4 separate regions of the Homo sapiens genome follow, and regions 2, 3 and 4 are each linked to region 1. Evidence: chromatin contacts called from ENCODE Hi-C or POLR2A ChIA-PET data. All regions are on one chromosome and are shown on one strand. Each heading gives the region's core, a stretch centred on a gene start or an enhancer-like site at or near the end of the contact. The rest is flanking DNA. Distances are from core to core; before and after follow the strand shown. Region 1 holds the start of C20orf204 (chromosome 20 open reading frame 204). Region 2 holds the start of LIME1 (Lck interacting transmembrane adaptor 1). Region 3 holds the start of MHENCR (melanoma highly expressed competing endogenous lncRNA for miR-425 and miR-489). Region 4 holds the start of RTEL1 (regulator of telomere elongation helicase 1).

Region 1 (4,949 bases), core at 638-3,137:
CCTTGTGGTCTGCCTGCCCTGCTCCTGACGAGTGAGAATGGCTGGGGTGGGAGATCCCTGCCTGCACGTGGGGCGGTCCTGGTAGACCAGAATGTGGGTGTGGGTCCCCCTTCCCTGTGGTTCTGGGGACCTTGAGGACATGGTCAATCCCGGGCAAGGGACCTGCCACCCCTGTATGGGGTCAGGAACTGCTGGTTGGTCTCTGCTGGGCAGGCAACCTGGGGTCCAGCTCAAATCGTTGGAATGTGGAAGTCCTTCCTCTCGCCCCGTCCTGAGGAGCAGCTGCAGGAGCTTCATGAGTGTTTTCACTGGAACTTGTGGAGGAGTTTCCTTTGATCCCTCATGGAGAGACGGAAGCATGAGGGAGCCCTCAACATTTATTCTGAAGATGAAGAGAGTCCTGCAGCTTTTTGGAGTTTGTGAAGTCAGCCCGGCCCTGTACAGATGTGGAAACCGAGGCCCAGGAAGTTTGTGAGCCAGCCCGGCCCTGTACAGGTGTGGAAACCGAGGCCCAGGAAGTTTGTGAGCCAGCCCGGCCCTGTACAGATGTGGAAACCGAGGCCCAGGAAGTTTGTGAGCCAGCCTGGCCCTGTACAGATGTGGAAACCGAGGCGTAGGAAGGAAGCCCTTCTCTGACCTCAGAGCTGAAATGGCCAGTGCTGGGTGGGCATTGAGGGGTCACACAGAAAAGAATGTTTCAGGCCATGTTCAGGGGATACTTCCTGCAGGGCCCTTGGAAAGTTCCGGAGCGCTTACATTGTCCATGTGTGAGTGTCTCCTCTTTCTTGCCTGTGTGGGGTTTTCTCAAATGCTTTGAGTTGGCCAAACCACAGTTGTGCGCCACTTAACAGTGCGGATACATTCTGAGAAAAACCTCGTTAGGTGATGTCGTCTTGCAAACATTAAAGAGTGCATTTACACAAGGCTGGCAGGCACGGCCTCCTGCACCCCCAGGCTGTGTGCCCGGGTGCCAGAGCCTGGGGCTCCTGGGCTGCAGACCTGCACAGCCTGTCACAGCATTTAATCACATCCAAACACGGAAAAGGCAAAAACGTAAAGATGCAGTGTTACAATCCTAGGGGACTCCTGTCACCTGTGTGGTCTGTTCTTGACTATTGTGAGTCACTGACTTTTCCCCCTGGGAAACTACCTTAACTTGTCTTCAACTGAAATTTTTTCAGCCTGCAAAGATGAGTTGTGCCTCAGAGGTTGCTCGTGTTCTGAGGTGCCTCTTCACCACTGCCTGTCAGGCTGCTAACCAGAGTGCCCCAGACCACAGCAGAAGCGACAGCAGCCAAGGATCGGGGGAGCCCACCCTGCTCCTGGGTATCTTTACGGCAGGCAGCAGAGTAACAGCCTCAGACTTACCTCTTCAGCCAGAGACCCCTCAGCCCAGGAGGAGTGAGGCCGGGCCAGCAGCGGGGGCCCGGGAAGCCCCATGTCTTGGGACCTGCTGGGGCAGGGCCCCCTGGATGTCAGGCTGCAGGTCCGGCAGCTGGGGAGGGGATGAGGGCCTCCCACCAGCTCTGCCCATCAGCCAGATCCCTGGGAGAGGCAGCACTTGCTGGCCACAGAGTCGGCCCCAGTCTCACCTGGCTCCCCTCCCCCACCAGCTGGGCCCTGCACTGCCCCAGCCCACGCGGCGCCTCACCCCTCCTTGACAGAACAGTATCTCTGGGACGGACAAGTTAATCCAAGACCCACAGTAGCCCTGGATCCCCTGGGAGAGGTGGCTGCCCAGCTCCAGGGCCAGGTTAATTGAAGTGATAGGGAGTGGAGAGAGGGAGGGGGCAGGGCTGGGATTGCGTGGCCTTTCCTTCCCTCTCCTGCTCCCTCCCTCAGCTTGGAGGAGCCAACTTCAAAAGCCTCCGCCTGGCCTGCCCCTCTGCAGTCCTCCAGGCAGCCTGTCCAGGGAAGCGGTTGGCTGGTGTTGGACCTGGTGCGGCAGTGCACACCCTGCCCAAGGACCCCAGGATCATGTGCGTGGCCTGCTGGCGGGAGTGAGGGAGGGCAAGACCCTGAAAGGCCCATGGTGAGCAGCTGTGGGCCTCCTCTAGGGAGGGGGCTTACTTGGGTGGAGGGGCTGGGGGTACACACAGCTCAGGAGACACTGCTTGTTCCCCTGAGCCCCACCAGGAAATCTCCGGTTGGCTCTGGTCACTGCGTCCCTGTGGGTGGCACTGGGTGCATGTGCCCTGGCTTCTGGCAGTTGGGGGAGGGGGGCTCCTGGGTGCCGGGCAACCCTGTTCTAAGCTGGGCTGAGGCTTGAGCCTGGAAGTGGTACTAACAGGCCAGTTGGGACTCCCAGGGCAGCCAGTCTGCCCCACCTGGGTGGGACACAGCAGGTGCTGGACATCCTTGCAGCTCCAGCTGGCCTGCTCAGGAGTCAGGCTCTGGTTCTCGCTATGACCTCTGACCCAGAGCAGGCAGAGGGAATGACGTGGCAATTCTGAGCCCACCAAGTTGGCTGTGGCGTGTGTGGTTGGGGGGGTCAGGTTTCAGGAAGGGGCCACAGCAAGCCATCTGCTCTTCCAGCCATTGCTGCTTTGTGCTCTGAGCAGGAGCTGCCACCGCCCACCAGGCCCCCAGCTCTATGCAAGGGTTGGGGTGCTGCTTGTTCAGGCTCCCCTGACAGGGCTAGGAAGCCGAGTCGAGTCCTCTTATCTTGGTTGGGTTCGCATGATTAATTTCCAGCCCTAGATCTGCTGTCTGACTCCATCCTGGGGGCCCAGGGGAAGGGTTGGGGCTGGCCCCTTTTGGGTGGCTGGGAACCTGGGGGCCGTCAGCTGTCTCCTTGATGTTTGGGCTTTATCCCTGCGGGCGCAGGCCCTCCATTTTGGGTCGGGGGAGGCCTGTGGCACAGGCTGCCCGGAGGGATGGCGTGGGGCGGCTGGTACAGGCAGAGGGGCCTTTTGCGACTGTTGGTTGGGGCTGGATGTGGTGGCTCCTTCCTCCTCTATAGCTTCTGGGTGTCCCCCTAGCTTTCCCCTTCCAATAGGGTGTGGCTTGGAGCTCTGAGCCCCTGCCCCAGTTGGGTTGGGGGTACAAGGAGTCCCCAGTTCCCACGTCTCTGTGAGCTAACCCAGAGGGCGCCAGTATGGGAGGTGTGGAGTTGAATGGGCATGGCCATGAGTGAGACAGGCTGTACTGGGACAACTTCCTACTGTACCCCCAAGAGCCTGCAGACCAGCCCCACTAGAGCTGTACGGGGCTGGTGGGGGGCCCTGCTCTGTGCGGTCCTGAGGGTGCTCCACCCCTTGCTGGCCCCACTCCCACGTGGACCACAGAGCCAGGCTCTCCTGACTCTGGGCCTGCCCCCTCTATCTCCTGATGGGTTCTTCAGGACTCAGTGACATCGCCTCCCAGCCGACATCACTCACCCCTTTCACATCTTTGCAGGGAGCATAGAACTGTCTGGTTTGCAGACCTATCTCTTGTGTCTCCTGATTTATCCCGCCAGGCCTGTGCCTACAGCCTTTCTTGATTGGTGACACGTCCATTTCATTCGCTCAGAGATCCCGTGGGGTGGGGCAGGGGGTGGGGCTTCTACGGAAACAAAGTGCAGGTGGGCTGGCTGCTCCCTGTGCTGGGAACACCCCCCAGGCCTAACCCCAACCTGCTGTCTCCTCCAGGTACCCCCTAAGCCTGCACTCTGGGCGCTCCTGCTGGCGCTGCTGGGGACCGCGCCAAGCCGCGCCTATTCCCCGGCCTGCAGCGTCCCCGACGTGCTCCGCCACTATCGCGCCATCATCTTCGAGGATCTGCAGGCCGCCGTGAAGTGGGGCGGGGCGGGGGCCGAAAAGACCAGGCCAGGCTCCAGACACTTTCATTTCATACAGAAAAACCTGACTAGACCCGGGAGCTCGGGACGGCGGGGACGGCCTCGGGCCTCCTGTGGCGCCCAGAAGGTATGGAGGAGGCGCCCCTACCCAAGCTCGCCGGCCTGCTCCTCTCTCAGTTTCCCCCCACCCCCACCCCGCCTTCCTCCCTTCCCTCCCCAGGAGCACAGTATCCTCCTGTCCATCTCGTCCCTGGGTCGGACCCTGCGCGGGGCGGTGGCCGGGGGCCGCCGCGGGGCCCTGGAGAGAGCTGCTTGGACCGTGGCTGTGCGCACCGAGGCGGTGATGCGGCGCCACTGCAGGACGCTGCGCCAGGTGTGCGTCCCTGAGTGCACCCAGAGCCAGACCTCCCTTAACCCCCACAGGGCCGCCGCGCGTCCCGGGGCTCCACGGCCCTAGGCTGAAGTCGGGCTGGGTCGCGTCTCCCTTCCCGGGCCGGGCCGGGCGCGGGGGCCGTGCGCATTCGCTGACCGCCCTGTCCCCGACAGCGGAGCCGGCGGCCCAAGATGCGCCCTGCCCGGCGTCGCGGCGGCCGAAGGCAGCTCCTGCTGCGCGCCCTGGACGCCGTCGCCACCTGCTGGGAGAAGCTCTTCGCGCTGCGCGCCCCGGCCTCCAGGGACTCCTAGCGCGGCCCGTCCTGGCCCTGCGCGGGGAGGAGAACCAGCGGGGCCGCGGCAGAGCCTGGAGACGCGCCTCGTTCTGTAGACTTGTTGGTGACCTCGGCCCCTCGCTCGACGCAGCCCGCGCTCCCCGGAGGGCCCAGGACTTGGAGAAGGGAGCGCGCCTGGCCGCCGCTGGGTCACGGAGGAGGCCCGCCCTCCACGCGCCGAAGGCCTCAATAAACGGAGCTGGCGCTGCGGGTCCGGCACTCCCTTCGCCTGCCTCTCTGTGGGCCTAGGACCGCCCCGGGATCTGCGCCTCGGTGGCGGGGGGCGGTGGAGGGGGAATGCGGAGACCCGCACTTCCTGTGGCACCTGGACGGGGCGGAGCCGCCGCTCCCAGCCTCGGGCAGCAGAGGGCGGACGCGGGACGCTGGGCGCGCTCCGGCTCTGTCAGCGGCTCCCGGCTGGGCGGAGGGCAGAGCGGGGGACTCCTGGGGCCCCTAAAACG
Region 2 (3,785 bases), core at 10-2,509, 300 kb before region 1:
GGGCGGCCCCAGCGGGGAGGAGGAGCAAGGACATGTACCATGCCAGCAAGAGTGCCAAGCGGGCCCTGAGCCTGCGGCTCTTCCAGACTGAGGAGAAGATCGAGCGAACCCAGCGGGACATCAGGAGCATCCAGGAGGCTCTCGCCCGCAACGCTGGCCGGTACGTGTGGGGCCCAGCTCAGGGCAAAGGGCGACCCAGGGTGGCCCTGCCCCCGGGATACATGCTGGAGGTCACCTGACCCAAGCATAGCGGGCTGAGTCCAGGAGGGGTCTGCATGTTGGAGGACGGGCAGCGGGCACACAGGCAGTGGGTACGGCAGACTGGGGTTGGTGGCATGGCCCAGGACCCCACGCTGACTAGTGAGCCCCTCCGCAGGCATAGCGTGGCGTCAGCCCAGCTGCAGGAGAAGCTGGCAGGAGCCCAGCGCCAGCTGGGGCAGCTCCGGGCTCAGGAAGCCGGCCTGCAGCAGGAGCAGAGGAAGGCAGACACCCACAAGAAGATGACTGAGTTCTAGAGACCCCACAAGCACTATGGACGAAGCGTGGGACCCCAGCACGGGCTGCCCTCAGGAAGACCAGTGTTGCCCGAGGAGGGGCCGGCCTGCTGGCCTGGGGCGTGCAGACACTGCTGAGTGGAGACAGAGCTGCGGGGTCCCATCTGGACACTTACTTGCCCACCTGCCAGTGTCTTGGGCATTTCCTTGGCAAGGACATTAAAGTGATTTCATCACAGTGTCATTCAGTGGAGATCAGCTGGCTGCAGGGTCTCTGGGGAGAGAAGGGTCTGTGCAGGGCTGTGGTGAGAGACGGGCTGGGCTGGAGGGGCCTAGGAGGCCGGCATTCTCCCTTCTTACCCTTCTCTGACCAAGGCAGATCGGAGGCCAGGGTGCCCGCCAGGCTGCCTGACACCCACAGATGGGTGGAGCTCAGTGCTGCTCCAGCGGGCGAGACGGGCGGGAGAGGACTGTGGCCCACCACGTGGGGCACTCTTGGTGAGGCAGGCGGACCTGGCCCTGTGGGTTTGGGGGTTCTGTGCCAGCTCTGCTCACGTCTTCGTGTGTGGAGGGGTTGTGAGTTAGGCTGTCAGAACAGTGCGGGCTAGAGGCGCACACGTTTCATCTAGGCTTCGGGCGGGGCGCAGCAGGTGGGTGAGGCTGCGGTGGTGGCTGCTGCCCAGGGTGGGAGGCTCAGGGGAGGCGCTTGGCGACAGGAGCAGGAAGTGATGAGGTGGGGAGCTCAGCCGAGGGCTGCACAAAGACCTTCCTGGCCTGCCCCAGACAGAGCTGAGGACCCCTGGCCGTGGGCTTGGTAAGTGCCCTCCTGGGGGGCAGCTGGGGTCTGGGAGGCCTTGGGATGTGGCTGCAGCTGGGTCAGTCAGCCAGGCTGAAGCCCACTCCCTGGGTCTGAGCAGACTGGCCCCAAACTCCAGAGACCACCCCTCACCCCCCAGCTTCTGTCTCTGCTGCTGGACTGTGCTGTTTGTAAGGCATCCCCCACCCCGAGAAGTTCTGCTAAGATCCCCAAGAAGGGGACAGATCCTCTCTGGCAGAGACACTGGCAGACAAGAAGAGCCAGAGAGAAGTGGGGTGGGGGCATCAGCACCCCCAGCAGCTGCTGCTGCCTGCTGACCCAGCCTCCAGCTCCTCCGGGTGCAGGGTCCCTCCTGCTGACCAGCCTCCAGCTCTTCCCAGTTCTGGGCTCCGCAGCGAGCGGCTTGGGGGCACTACCTGACACAGGAGACCATGTCTGGGCAGAGGGTGGCTGCAGGTGGAGTCTGTGGCCTGTGGCGCACACCCAGGGGCTCCCCCGATGCTGGTTACTATCTGGGCTATGGTGGCCACAGCTGTCTTGCCCCTCCTCACGGCCGTGCTGGGTGTTACCGTGGTCACCCGCAGGGACACGGAGGGGCCAGGCAGAGCAGCCCTAGTTCACCTCACCGGGAGCCCCCGCCAGAAGGTGGGCACCTCTGGGAGGGAGGGACTGCCAGGCCTTGGGGCTTCCTGTGCTGAGTCAGAGCTGGAACGGGAGACGCAGGAGCCCCGCAGCCGCGGGAGGTGCAGATTTGGGGCTGCCAGGTGGCGCCAGGTCCCCTTGGCCAGCCCCCAGCGCCCCTTTCTTCTGTCCCCAGGGCCTCGGCTTCACAGGATGGGGCTGCCAGTGTCCTGGGCCCCTCCTGCCCTCTGGGTTCTAGGGTGCTGCGCCCTGCTCCTCTCGCTGTGGGCGCTGTGCACAGCCTGCCGCAGGTAGGTCCCTCAGCCGCGTTCTGTCTGGGGCCTCGCTGCGGCTGCCATTCACAGCCCAGCGCGGGAAGGGGCTGGAGGCAGGTCCGCGCACCCAGCTCGGCACGCGCGCCTGCACCGGGCCTTGGACCCGAGGCTGACGACCCCGCCCCCCGCCCCCCACCTCTACCCCCAAGGCCCGAGGACGCTGTAGCCCCCAGGAAGAGGGCGCGGAGGCAGCGGGCGAGGCTGCAGGGCAGTGCGACGGCGGCGGAAGCGGTGAGTGCCAGGCTGTCCCGGGGACCAGGGTGGGGTCCGCAGGGCACCGACCAGCCTTCCTCGCCCCCAGTCCCTACTGAGGCGGACCCACCTCTGCTCCCTCAGCAAGTCGGACACCAGACTGCACGAGCTGCACCGGGGCCCGCGCAGCAGCAGGGGTGAGCAGAGGGCGGGGCGGGGGCGGCCGGGCGGGGCTTACTGTGCAGCGCGTGCCAACCCCTGGGCCAGACCCGCTCCTGCCCCCTGCCCGGAGTGAACTCTGCCCTGACCCCACCCCCAGCCCTGCGGCCTGCCAGCATGGATCTCCTGCGCCCACACTGGCTGGAGGTGTCCAGGGACATCACCGGACCGCAGGCAGCCCCCTCTGCCTTCCCACACCAGGAGCTGCCCCGGGCTCTGCCGGCAGCTGCAGCCACCGCAGGGTGCGCTGGCCTCGAGGCCACCTATTCCAACGTGGGGCTGGCGGCCCTTCCCGGGGTCAGCCTGGCGGCCAGCCCTGTGGTGGCCGAGTATGCCCGCGTCCAGAAGCGCAAAGGGACCCATCGCAGTCCCCAAGAGCCACAGCAGGGGAAGACTGAGGTGACCCCGGCCGCTCAGGTAACGTGGGCCAGGGTAGGGCGCTGTGGGTGGGGCCGGCAGATCCTCAGCAGGTTGGATGGTGCTGACCCCTCCTCGGGTTGGCTTCCTGTCTCCAGGTGGACGTCCTGTACTCCAGGGTCTGCAAGCCTAAAAGGAGGGACCCAGGACCCACCACAGACCCGCTGGACCCCAAGGGCCAGGGAGCGATTCTGGCCCTGGCGGGTGACCTGGCCTACCAGACCCTCCCGCTCAGGGCCCTGGATGTGGACAGCGGCCCCCTGGAAAACGTGTATGAGAGCATCCGGGAGCTGGGGGACCCTGCTGGCAGGAGCAGCACGTGCGGGGCTGGGACGCCCCCTGCTTCCAGCTGCCCCAGCCTAGGGAGGGGCTGGAGACCCCTCCCTGCCTCCCTGCCCTGAACACTCAAGGACCTGTGCTCCTTCCTCCAGAGTGAGGCCCGTCCCCCGCCCCGCCCCGCCTCACAGCTGACAGCGCCAGTCCCAGGTCCCCGGGCTGCCAGCCCGTGAGGTCCGTGAGGTCCTGGCCGCTCTGACAGCCGCGGCCTCCCCGGGCTCCAGAGAAGGCCCGCGTCTAAATAAAGCGCCAGCGCAGGATGAAAGCGGCCAGCCTCGCAGCCTGCTCTTCTTGAAAGCTGGGCGGGTTGGGGCGGGGGGCTTCTCTGGAAGGCTTGGAGCTGTCCCCTCTGGC
Region 3 (5,137 bases), core at 979-3,478, 410 kb before region 1:
CCAATGGCAACTATATTAAAGGTTCAAAGCAATATGCACAAAAGTTACCTCACAGAAAATAGTGCAAGTCCTTGATACAATGCTCTTTAGACACAGAAGAAGCACTATAGAATAGAGCACCTCGCCCTATTGCCTTCCCAAGGGCGAGCACCCCCTCCTCTCTCCACAGCTCCTTCTTTGTTTTTTTGAGATGGAGTCTCGCTCTGTCACCCAGGCTGGAGTGCAATGGCAAAATCTTGGCTCACTGCAACCTCCGCCTCCCGGGTTGAAGTGATTCTCCTGCCTCAGCCTCCCGAGTAGCTGGGACTACAGGCACCCAACACGCCTAGCTAATTTTTGCATTTTTGGTAGAGACGGGGTTTCATCATGTTGGCCAGGCTGGTCTCGAACTCCTGACCTCCAGTGATCCTCCCACCTTGACCTCCCATAGTGCTGGGATTATAGGTGTGAGCCACTACACCTGGCCTCTCCACAGCCCCTTCTGTGTTGAAGCCAAGACCCACCCAGCTTTGATCCCAAGGCTTGGGTTCCCCACTAGTGTGAAGTGAGTTTCCAAATTATTAGGTAAATCAGATATGAGAAAATATTTTATTTTACTTTTTTTTTTTTGAGACGCAATCTTGCTCCGTCACCCAGGCTGGAGTGCAATGGCACCATCTCCACTCACTGCAACCTCTGCCTTCTGGGTTCAAGCAATTCTCCTGCCTCAGCCTCCCAACTAGCTGGGATTACAAGTGCACACCACCACGCCCGGCTAACTTTTGTATTTTTAGTAGAGACAGGGTTTCACCGTGTTAGCCAGGCTGCTCTCAAACTCCTGACCTCATGATCCGCCCACGTCGGGCTCCCAAAGTGGTGGGATTACAGGTGTGAGCCATCACACCTGGCCCAAGAAAATATTTTTAAACTAGTATTCTTGACCGGCACGGTCAACACTGATGTAATTGAAACTGTTGTATTTGAAGTGTTAGCAAAGAAAGAGAATTCTGGTTCAACAGAAAAGTCAGTCACGACTTTTCAGTCACGCATGAATTACACAGTAACCAAATAGATAACATGCCATGACTGACGACGGGCCCACAACAAATCAGCTCCGACCAACAGGGTCCACACCACCATGGGTCTACACAGATCCAGGTCCCGCCTGTGAGCCTACAGTGACGCGGGCCCCTGTGGGGTGGTCCCTGCAGGTCAGGTCCCTGAGAGTGGGTCCCAGTGGGGTGATCCCTGCGGGTCGCGTCCCTGCGAGTTGGGTGCCTGCCGGGTGGCCCCTGCGGGTCGGGTGCCTGCGGGGTGGTCCCTATGGGTCGCGTCCCTGCGGGTCGGGTGCCTGCGGGGTGGCCCCTGGGAATCGCGTCCCTGCGGGTCGGGTGCCTGCGGGGTGGCCCCTGGGGATCGCGTCCCTGCGGGTCGGGTGCCTGCGGGGTGGCCCCTGGGGATCGCGTCCCTGCGGGTCGGGTGCCTGCGGGGTGGTCCTTGTGGGTCGCGTCCCTGTGGGGTGGTCCCTGTGGGTCGCGTCCCTGTGGGGTGGCCCCTGCGGGTCGCGTGGTGGCCCCTGCGGGTCGGGTGCCTGCGGGGTGGTCCCTGTGGGTCGCGTCCCTGCGGGTCGGGTGCCTGCGGGGTGGTCCCTGCGGGTCGCACCCCTGCGGCGTGGTCCCCCCGGGATGGGTCCACCGAGGAGGCCGCTGGAGGCCGAGCCCGCGCCCGCCCGCGGCGCCAAGATGGAGGCAGGAAGCGCCGCCGCCCGCGCCCGCCACCGCCCGCGCCGCCCGCCTGACGCCGCCGTTGCGCCTGACGCCGCCGCCCGCGCGGCCGCCCCTCCCCCGGCCCTCCCCTCCCCCCGCCGTAACGTCCTGACGCTCCGCAGGGACCCCTGACTGGACGGCGGCGCGTGAGCGGAGCGAGAGGCCTCGCCGCGGGGGGGCCGCGGGCTCGCCGGCGCCGCTTACCTGGGGCCGCGCCGGGCCTGCTTAGGCACCCGGCGGGGGCGGCGGCGTCGGGAGCTGCGGCGGCGGCGGGCGGCGGCGGCGGCCGCGGGCTTCGCTCCTTGTTGGGGATTCGGCGGCGGCGGCGGCGCGGGCGCGCGCTTCCTAGTGACGCAGGCGGCGGGGCCGCGCACGCACGGGGCTGGGAGGGCCGGACACTTATTTGGCGCTCGCGGAGGAGGAAGGCGGGGCCGTGAAATAAGGCCCGACGGGCCCCGGGGCGCGTGCGCGGACCGACACTGTCAGCTCCTAACGCCGCAGGTTCCTCCTGGTCCCCGAGGCCCCCGGTCGGGCGTTGCCTGCCCCGCGCGGGCGGCCGGGCCGAGGGACGATGGTCAGTGGACGGACGGCGCCAGGGAGCAGTGCCCACGCGCGGCAGGGCGGTACCTTCAGGCCTCCAGGTACGGGCGCTCCTCGCCCGGACGCTGCTGTGTGTGAATGGGCGCGAGGGGACTCCCCTGCGGGGCGGACGCCTGAACACGAGGCTGTGGAGGAGGACGCTGTAGGGTGCGCGGACTCACGCGGAACATGCCAGAGGCTCAGCCAGCCACGGCGCTCCCAGCGTGGAGGGCGAGGGGCATCCGGGAGCGGCCGGGAGGGCTCGGTCACCCCTCAAGCTGTCACCCCAGTCCCACAACCAGCACCCCGATCCTATCGCAGTCCCACAGCCGACACCCCGATCCCACCCCTGCCCAACAGCCGGCACCCACCCCAATCCCATAGCTAACACCCCGGTCCCACCGCTGTCCCACGGCCGGCACCCCGATCCCACCCCAGTCCCGCAGCTGGCACCCCGATCCCACCCCAGCCCAACAGCTGGCACCCACCCCGATCCCACCGCTGTCCCACAGCCGGCACCCCGATCCCACCCCAGTCCCGCAGCCGGCACCCCGATCCCACAGCCGGCACTCACCCCGATCGCATAGCATAGCTGATACCCCGATCCCACCCCAGTCCCATAGCCAGCACCCCGATCCCACCCCAGTCCCATAGCCAGCACCTCGATCCCATAGATGACACCCCGATCCCGCCCCAGTCCTATAGCCCGCACCCCGATCCCACCCGAGTCCCGCAGCCGGCACCCCATCCCACCCATGTCCCACAGTCGGCACCCCGATCCCACTCGGATCCGGCAGCCAGCTTGGATCCTGTGGCCCTCCTCCAGCCCCCAGGGCTCATTTATATGTTTTATTGGCAGAGGCTGGGGCTGGCTCTGTTGGCCTCTGTGCTGGGTTTCTTCCTCTGCACCGCAGGACTGGCTCTCCTGACCTCTCCAGGTGTCATCGAACACCCTTGTGCTTGCTGTCACCCGCTGCCTGTCTGCAGGATCCCGGATTCCGTATCAGGGGACCGAAATTAGTCGGAAAATAGGAAGCAGGTGCTCGCTTGGATGGAACCCTGACCCTGTGCTCACACTTGTAGGAGGAGGGCTCTGCAGGCCGCCTCCCGGAACGGGAGGTTCCCAAGCCACTGCACTTCGGAGGGGCTGTAATTAGAGTTGCACATTCATTCAGTTCCCAGTAAAGTAGAACGTGCTCCAGCCAGTGAGGAAAAGGTGTTTTTAAAAATTAGATTGGCCGAGTGCGGTGGCTCATGCCTTTTACCTCAACACTTTGGGAGACAAAGGTGGGAGGATCACCTGTGGCCAGGAGTTCAAGACCAGCCTGGGCAACAGAGCCTGTCTCTGGGGAAGAATAAAAAAAAAAATTGAGCCTTTGTCAGTGCTACTATTTTATTATCTGGTAAATATGAGAGGGTTCACGCGGTCTATGTGTGTCATTTATCTGAGTTTGCCTATCGTCACGTTTTGGAAATAAATGTCAATAAAGTCGAAGAGGAGTGCTGAGGGGGGCCTGGGGATGGGAGGGTGGCTACATCATGCCTGTGTGTTGCGCAAGCCCACCGAGGTCGGCCTGGGGTGAGCCCTGGGGCCTGTTCTGCCTCCTTCACTCTGGGGCTCCAAGAGACAAACTGGGCAACAAGAGAGAAACTCCATCTAAAAAAAAAGAAAAATCACCTCCAAGATAACTTAGCTTTCTTCTGCTGGCATAACAAATTATCTCAAACTTAGTCGCTTAAAAATGCAAATTTAGGCTGAGTGCGGAGGCTCACGCCCATAATCCTAGCACTTTGGGAGGCCAAGGCAGGATTGCTTGAGGCCAGGAGTTCGAGACCAACATGGCCAGAACTGTCTCTTTTTAAAAAATGCAAATGTGTCCGGCACGGTGGCTCACGCCTATAATCCCAGCACTTTGTGAGGCCAAGGCGGGCAGATCACGAGGTCAGGAGATAGAGACCATCCTGGCTAACACTGTGAAACCCCCTCTCTACTAAAAATACAAAAAATTAGCCTGGCGTGGTGGCAGGCGCCTGTAGTCCCAGCTACTCGGGAGGCTGAGGCAGGAGAATGGCGTGAACCCAGGAAGCGGAGCTTGCAGTGAGCCGAGATGGCGCCACTGCACTCCAGCCTAGGCAACAGAGCAAGACTCCGTCTCAAAAAATAAATAAATAAAACTGCAAATGTATTCTCTAACTGTTCTGTAGGTCGGAAGTCCAGCCCAGCCTCACTCCGCCAAAATCAGGGTGTCTGCAGGGCCGATTGCTTTTGGAGCTCCAGGGGAGAAGCTGTTCTGGCCTTTCCAGTTTCTGGAAGCACTTGAGCCCCTTGTCTCGTGGCCTATCCCACACCTGAAAGCCAGCCAAAGCCAGTTGAGTCCTCACCCTGTTGGCCCCGACACTGATCTCCTGCCTCCCTCATCTGCTGTCAAGGCCCCTTGTGATGACATGGGGCCACCAGCTGGCCCAGGGCACCTCCTGTCAGAGTCCGCCGACCAGTGACCTTCATTCCATCTGTCGCTGTAATTCCCCTTTGCTTGGAACCAACGTTCACAGATCCCAGGGGTTAGGATGTGAATATCTTGGGCAGGGCTGTGGGGGGGCTATTCTTCCTTCTAAAATATTTATCATTTTTGTTTTGGGGATTTTTTTGGTTTGGTTTTTTTTGAGACAGAGTCTCGCTCTGTCGCCCAGGTTGGAGTGCAATGGTGCAATCTCAGCTCACTGCAACCTCTGCCTCCGGGCAGACGTGAGCCACTGCACCAGGCCTGTTTTTGTTTTTGTTTGTTTTGTTTTGTTTTTGAGATGGAGTCTCG
Region 4 (4,956 bases), core at 1,507-4,006, 380 kb before region 1:
CGTGCTAGCAGGCATACACAACAGCTGTACTGACAGCACACTAGCAGGCACATGCCATAGGTGTACTGACTCTCAGTGCACTGGCAGGCACACGCAATAGGAGTAATGACAGCATGCTGGCAGGCACACAATAGCTGTACTGACTGTTTGCCCCAATATAGTGCCAGGTCTTGGAGCAGATTTTGACTTCTCACCAAGATCAAATGCAGAAAGTGCACGAGCATTTCAAAGATGTTTTTCACATGCACATTAGTGCTAGTTAAAAAAATGTTTTGACTGGGTGCAGTGGCTCACAACTGTAATCCCAACACTTTGGGGGGCCGAGGTGGGCAGATCACCTGAGGTCAGGAGTTTGAGACCAGCCTGGCCAACATGGTGAAACCCCATCTACCCTAAAAATACAAAAATTAGCCAGGTGTGGTGGCAGGTGCCTGTAATCTCAGCTACTTTGGAGGCTGAAGCAGGAGAATCACTTGAATCCAGGAGGCAGAGGTTGCAGTGAGCCGAGATCCCACCACTGCACTCCAGCCTGGGCAACAATATCAAGACTCCACCTCAAAAAAAAAAATGTTTTTCATAAAGTGTGACTTTTATCAGACCTCTGCATTCTTGAAATTAACTCTGGCTTGGCTGGGCGTGGTGGCCCACACCTGTAATCTTAACACTTTGGGAGGCTGAGGTGGGCAGATCACGAGGTCAGGAGTTCAAGACCAGCCTGACCAACATGATGAAACCCCATCTCTACTAAAAATACAAAAATTAGCCGGGCGTGGTGGCATGCACCTGTAATCCCAGCTACTCAGGAGGCTGAGGCAGGAGAATCGCTTGAACCCAGGAGGTGGAGGTTGCAGGGAGCCGAGATCGCACCACTCTATTCCAGCCTGGGCGACAGAGCAAGACTCTGTCTCAAAAAAAAAAAAGAAAGAAAGAAATTAACTCTGGCTCCTAGAAGGAGCCCTATATCTCAGCAGGACACTCAGTCATTCAACAGACATCTGTCAAGCACCTGCTGTATGCTGGAGCTGTGGGTACGTCAGCAATTAGAGGAAGAGGGCAGGGGTACAGGAGTTCCTGACCACCCCAGGCCAGCACGCTCCTATAGCAGCTGGCAAGGAGCAGATGACTCAGACTTCAGCTCAGTCCACAGGACAGCCTTTTCTGGCCACTGCTCTCAGGAGATGAGATGTGTGGCTGCAAAAGGTAAACTCCTGGCTCCTGAGCAGGCTCTGGGCAATCTGCTCAACGCTCTGTGCCTCACTTTCTCACCCAGAAAGTGTGGACAATGAGAGGACTTATCTGGCTGGGCGCGGTGGCTCACGCCTGTAATCCCAGCACTTTGGGAGGCCGAGGCGGGTGGATCACCTGAGGTCAGGAGTTCAAGACCTGCCTGGCCAACACGGTCAAACTCCATCTCTACTAAAAATATAAAAAATTAGCCGGGCTTAGTGGTGCACACCTGTAATCCCAGCTACTTGAGAGGCTGAGGCAGGAGAATCACTTGAACCCAGGAGGTGGAGGTTGCAGTGAGCCAAGATTGTGCCACTGCACTCCAGCCTGGGCAAAAAGCCAAAACTCTGTCTCAAAGAAAAAAGAATCATGGCAGAAGGTGAAGTCTATGTTAGTCCCAGTTCCCAGGTCGTACATGGCGGCAGGAGAAAGAGAGAGAGAAGGGGAAACTGCCACTTTTAAACCATCGGGTCTCCTGAGCACTCACTGTCAGAACAGCCTGGAGGAAACTGACCGCATGATCCAACCACCTCCCTCCAGGTCCCTCCCTCCACACGTGGGGATTACAATTCGAGGTGAGACTTGGGTGGAGACACAGAGCCGAACCATATCAGCATGTATGGGGGGCACTGAAACTTGTGCTTGGTGCCCATTCATTCAACGAGTGTGTGTGGCTGGTCTCCTCATCTTCAACTCCCTGCCGAGTCTCAGATAGGCAGCCTGCAGTTCCTTCACCACAACAGGCACATGGGGCTGGGTGCCAGTGAGTGCTGGGGCTTCTCCGAGCACTATCTCACACCCAGGAGCGTGGGCACGCATGGCATTCGCATGTGCCGTCAGTGGACATTAAACACAGCCATGAAGAAGCCACGAAGAAGTGCTGCCTGCCGGCCGTGCGCGGTCACGCAGCGCCAACTCCCTCCTGGGGCCTTCTGGGGCCTTCTGGGGCATGGGAGCTGGGGCCGCCTGAGACAAACATCCGTGACGCTGGGCTGACCCCACAGAACGGTGCGGGCCTCGCTCTTGGAGTCAGCCCTGCTGCCAGCCAGTGCCGGGTGCTGGGGACTCAGGGAGGCCCGCCGGGACCACTGCGGGACAGTGAGCCGAGCAGAAGCTGGAACGCAGGAGAGGAAGGAGAGGGGGCGGTCAGGGCTCTCAGGAGCCGGGTCCTGGGCAAGGCGCAGCCGTTTTCAAATTTTCAGGAAAGCGGTCGGCTCACACTCGAGCAGTAAAAAGATGCCTCTGGGGAGGAGGCCCGTGCAGCTCTCCGGGCAATGGTGGTGGCTCGGCCTAGAGAGGCGGTAGTGGAACGCAGACCCTGGTGGGGGAATGACATCAAGGGAGGAGACGGGCGGGACCCCAGATTTCTGCCTGTGGGCGATGGAAGTGAGGTTCACTGGCCAGCGGAGCCGGACACAGAACGCGCAAAACGCCGTGTAGGCCTGGAGGAGCCGAAGAGCAGGCGGACCCCCTCCGCGGGGGAACAGTTTCCGCCGGGAGCACAAAGCAACGGACCGGAAGTGGGGGGCGGAAGTGCAGTGGGCTCAGCGCCGACTGCGCGCCTCTGCCCGCGAAAACTCTGAGCTGGCTGACAGCTGGGGACGGGTGGCGGCCCTCGACTGGAGTCGGTTGAGTTCCTGAGGGACCCCGGTTCTGGAAGGTTCGCCGCGGAGACAAGTGAGCAGTGAGTCGCAGTGACCCTACAAGTGGTTCTTTTACCCGAGCGGCTCGTAGGCGCGTTGCGGTTTTTCGAAACTACAGCTCCCGGCAGGCCCCAAGCCGCCCTCGGGGCCGCGGGTCGGCGGATTGGCCGCGCTGCATTTTGGGACCTGTAGTTTCCTGCGCTCGTGGCGCTGGCGCCGCGGCGTTGGCTGAGCCCTTGACCGGGGCTGGAGGGAAGGGCCGACATTCAGTGTGTCCGCGTCTGTTCTGTTAGTCCCAGTTCCCGGGCGGGATTGAGGCTTAGAGAAGTTGAGTGATTTGCTGAGGGCTGCACGGGTTGGCATCCCGGCATGCTCTTTCGCTACTTTGGCTGCATCTGGTTGCCCACCCGGGCGGATGGGGAATGGACTCCAGCCAGCCAGGAGGGCAGAGGGCTGGAGAGGCAGGGCCGGAGGTTCAGACCCTCCGCTCTGACGTTGCGCCTGGTGAGGCCGGGAGGGGTGCCGCTTGCCTCTTCAGCCCTCACGCTCTTGTGGAAGTCGCGGAATTACTGCAGGCGGAACTTGCAGCACTGTGGGCGTCTTTTCCAGAGAAGGACGGAGTTGTGGGGCGGGAGGATAAGGCAAGGCCCAGCCACTTCGCATCTTCGCCCCGCCAGCTCCTCGAGATGGGATATACCAGGGTTGCTCTCCAACCCTCTCCGCAGGAGGGACTGATGGAAACGCCTGGGAAAGTAGCCCGGTACCCACAAAGGCTGTCTACAAACAGAGTCTTACTGTCTTTCCCAGGTCTGTGCCATAGGGATTCTCGAAGAGAACAGCGTTGTGTCCCAGTGCACATGCTCGCATCGCTTACCAGGAGTGCCCGAGACCCTAAGATGTTCGGAGTGGTTTTTTCGCACAGACCCGAATAGCCTGCCCCTCAGCCACGCTCTGTGCCCTTCTGAGAACAGGCTGATATGCCCAAGATAGTCCTGAATGGTGTGACCGTAGACTTCCCTTTCCAGCCCTACAAATGCCAACAGGAGTACATGACCAAGGTCCTGGAATGTCTGCAGCAGGTAGAGCACAGGCCCCGAGGAAAGGACTGCGGGTGGGTGGAGCTTCAGCCAGGACGGGGTGTGCTTCCCTCTCCCGGCCCATTCCAGCCAGGCCCCTCCGGGCCAGAGGCAGCGTCTGTCATAAAAAGGGCTGGTGTTCCAGGTGGGGTCAGAGAGAGGATTGACAAGTAAAAACGATCGTCCTTTGAAGGGGGCCGGCCCCTCCACACCTGTGGGTATTTCTCATCAGGCGGGACGAGAGACTGAGAAAATGAATAAGACACAGAGACAAAGTATAGAGAGAAAAGTGGGCCCAGGGGACCGGCGCTCAGCATACAGAGGACCTGCACCGGCACCAGTCTCTGAGTTTCCTCAGTATTCATTAATTACTATTTTCACTATCTCAGCAAGAGGAATGCGGCAGGACAGCAAGGTGATAGTGGGGAGAAGGTCAGCAAGAAAACGTGAGCAAAGGAATCTGGGTCACAAATAAGTTCAAGGGAAGGTACTATGCCTGGATGTGCACGTAGGCTAGTTTTATGCTTTTCTCCACCCAAACATCTCGGTGGAGTAAAGAGTAACAGAGCAGCATTGCTGCCAATATGTCTCGCCTCCTGCCACAGGGCGGCTTTTCTCCTATCTCAGAATTGAACAAATGTACAATCGGGTTTTATACCGAAACATTCAGTTCCCAGGGGCAGGCAGGAGACAGTGGCCTTCCTCTATCTCGACTGCAAGAGGCTTTCCTCTTTTACTAATCCTCAGCACAGACCCTTCACGGGTGTTGGGCTGGGGGACTGTCAGGTCTTTCCCATCCCACGAGGCCATATTTCAGACTATCACATGGAGAGAAACCTTGGGCAATACCCGGCTTTCCAGGGCAGAGGTCCCTGCGGCTTTCCGCAGTGCATCGTGCCCCTGGTTTATCGAGACTGGAGAATGGCGATGACTTTTACCAAGCATACTGCCTGTAAACATATTGTTAACAAGGCACGTTCTGCACAGCTCTAGATCCCTTAAACCTTGAT

What was found. Hi-C counts contacts between places; a loop is a spot of excess contacts on that map. ChIA-PET counts read pairs that join two places held with the same protein, here RNA polymerase II (POLR2A). Pooled maps may share reads with other maps.
Region 2: a loop to region 1 is called in a pooled map, with 4 times the contacts of the local background. The contact joins the promoter of LIME1 here to the promoter of C20orf204 in region 1. A Hi-C loop is called at or near these places in 2 of 37 single-sample maps with no recorded cell type and 5 of 50 pooled maps. POLR2A ChIA-PET finds 5 or more read pairs at or near these places in 1 of 52 experiments (CD4-positive, alpha-beta T cell).
Region 3: a pooled map shows a loop between it and region 1 (4-fold over the local background). The contact joins the promoter of MHENCR here to the promoter of C20orf204 in region 1. A Hi-C loop is called at or near these places in 1 of 168 maps with a recorded cell type or tissue (ascending aorta) and 5 of 50 pooled maps. POLR2A ChIA-PET finds 5 or more read pairs at or near these places in 5 of 52 experiments (CD4-positive, alpha-beta T cell, GM12878, HEK293 and 2 more).
Region 4: a pooled map shows a loop between it and region 1 (10-fold over the local background). The contact joins the promoter of RTEL1 here to the promoter of C20orf204 in region 1. A Hi-C loop is called at or near these places in 5 of 50 pooled maps. POLR2A ChIA-PET finds 5 or more read pairs at or near these places in 2 of 52 experiments (HepG2 and naive thymus-derived CD8-positive, alpha-beta T cell).

What each region holds. Positions count from the first base shown.
Region 1 is chr20:64,034,295-64,039,243 of GRCh38, forward strand. It overlaps C20orf204 (chromosome 20 open reading frame 204), which reads left to right and starts at 1,888. Exons shown (of 4, transcript NM_001387010.1): 1 at 1,888-2,032; 2 at 3,633-3,908; 3 at 4,002-4,154; 4 at 4,328-4,707. The coding sequence starts at 2,030. The coding sequence ends at 4,465. RefSeq lists enhancers at 1,051-1,280, 2,168-2,761, 2,231-2,330, 2,762-3,355 and silencers at 4,001-4,070, 4,171-4,490, 4,681-4,949.
Region 2 is chr20:63,735,405-63,739,189 of GRCh38, forward strand. It overlaps LIME1 (Lck interacting transmembrane adaptor 1), which reads left to right and starts at 1,260. Exons shown (of 6, transcript NM_017806.4): 1 at 1,260-1,308; 2 at 2,129-2,243; 3 at 2,417-2,498; 4 at 2,569-2,656; 5 at 2,779-3,095; 6 at 3,194-3,699. The coding sequence starts at 2,146. The coding sequence ends at 3,496. It overlaps ZGPAT (zinc finger CCCH-type and G-patch domain containing), which reads left to right. Exons shown (of 7, transcript NM_181485.3): 6 at 1-160; 7 at 377-738. The coding sequence ends at 515. RefSeq lists enhancers at 686-865, 1,445-2,361, 2,561-3,155 and silencers at 2,296-2,515, 2,586-2,735, 2,816-2,875.
Region 3 is chr20:63,625,007-63,630,143 of GRCh38, forward strand. It overlaps MHENCR (melanoma highly expressed competing endogenous lncRNA for miR-425 and miR-489), which reads left to right and starts at 2,229. Exons shown (of 2, transcript NR_132417.1): 1 at 2,229-2,386; 2 at 3,184-3,818. GMEB2 (glucocorticoid modulatory element binding protein 2) reads right to left here and starts at 2,095. Exons shown (of 10, transcript NM_012384.5): 1 at 1,950-2,095. RefSeq lists silencers at 1,457-1,996, 2,087-2,536.
Region 4 is chr20:63,655,556-63,660,511 of GRCh38, forward strand. It overlaps RTEL1 (regulator of telomere elongation helicase 1), which reads left to right and starts at 2,757. Exons shown (of 35, transcript NM_001283009.2): 1 at 2,757-2,911; 2 at 3,678-3,949. The coding sequence starts at 3,848. RTEL1-TNFRSF6B (RTEL1-TNFRSF6B readthrough (NMD candidate)) reads left to right here and starts at 2,255. Exons shown (of 38, transcript NR_037882.1): 1 at 2,255-2,911; 2 at 3,678-3,949. RefSeq lists enhancers at 2,452-2,691, 2,722-2,811, 2,832-2,991, 3,112-3,181, 3,332-3,381.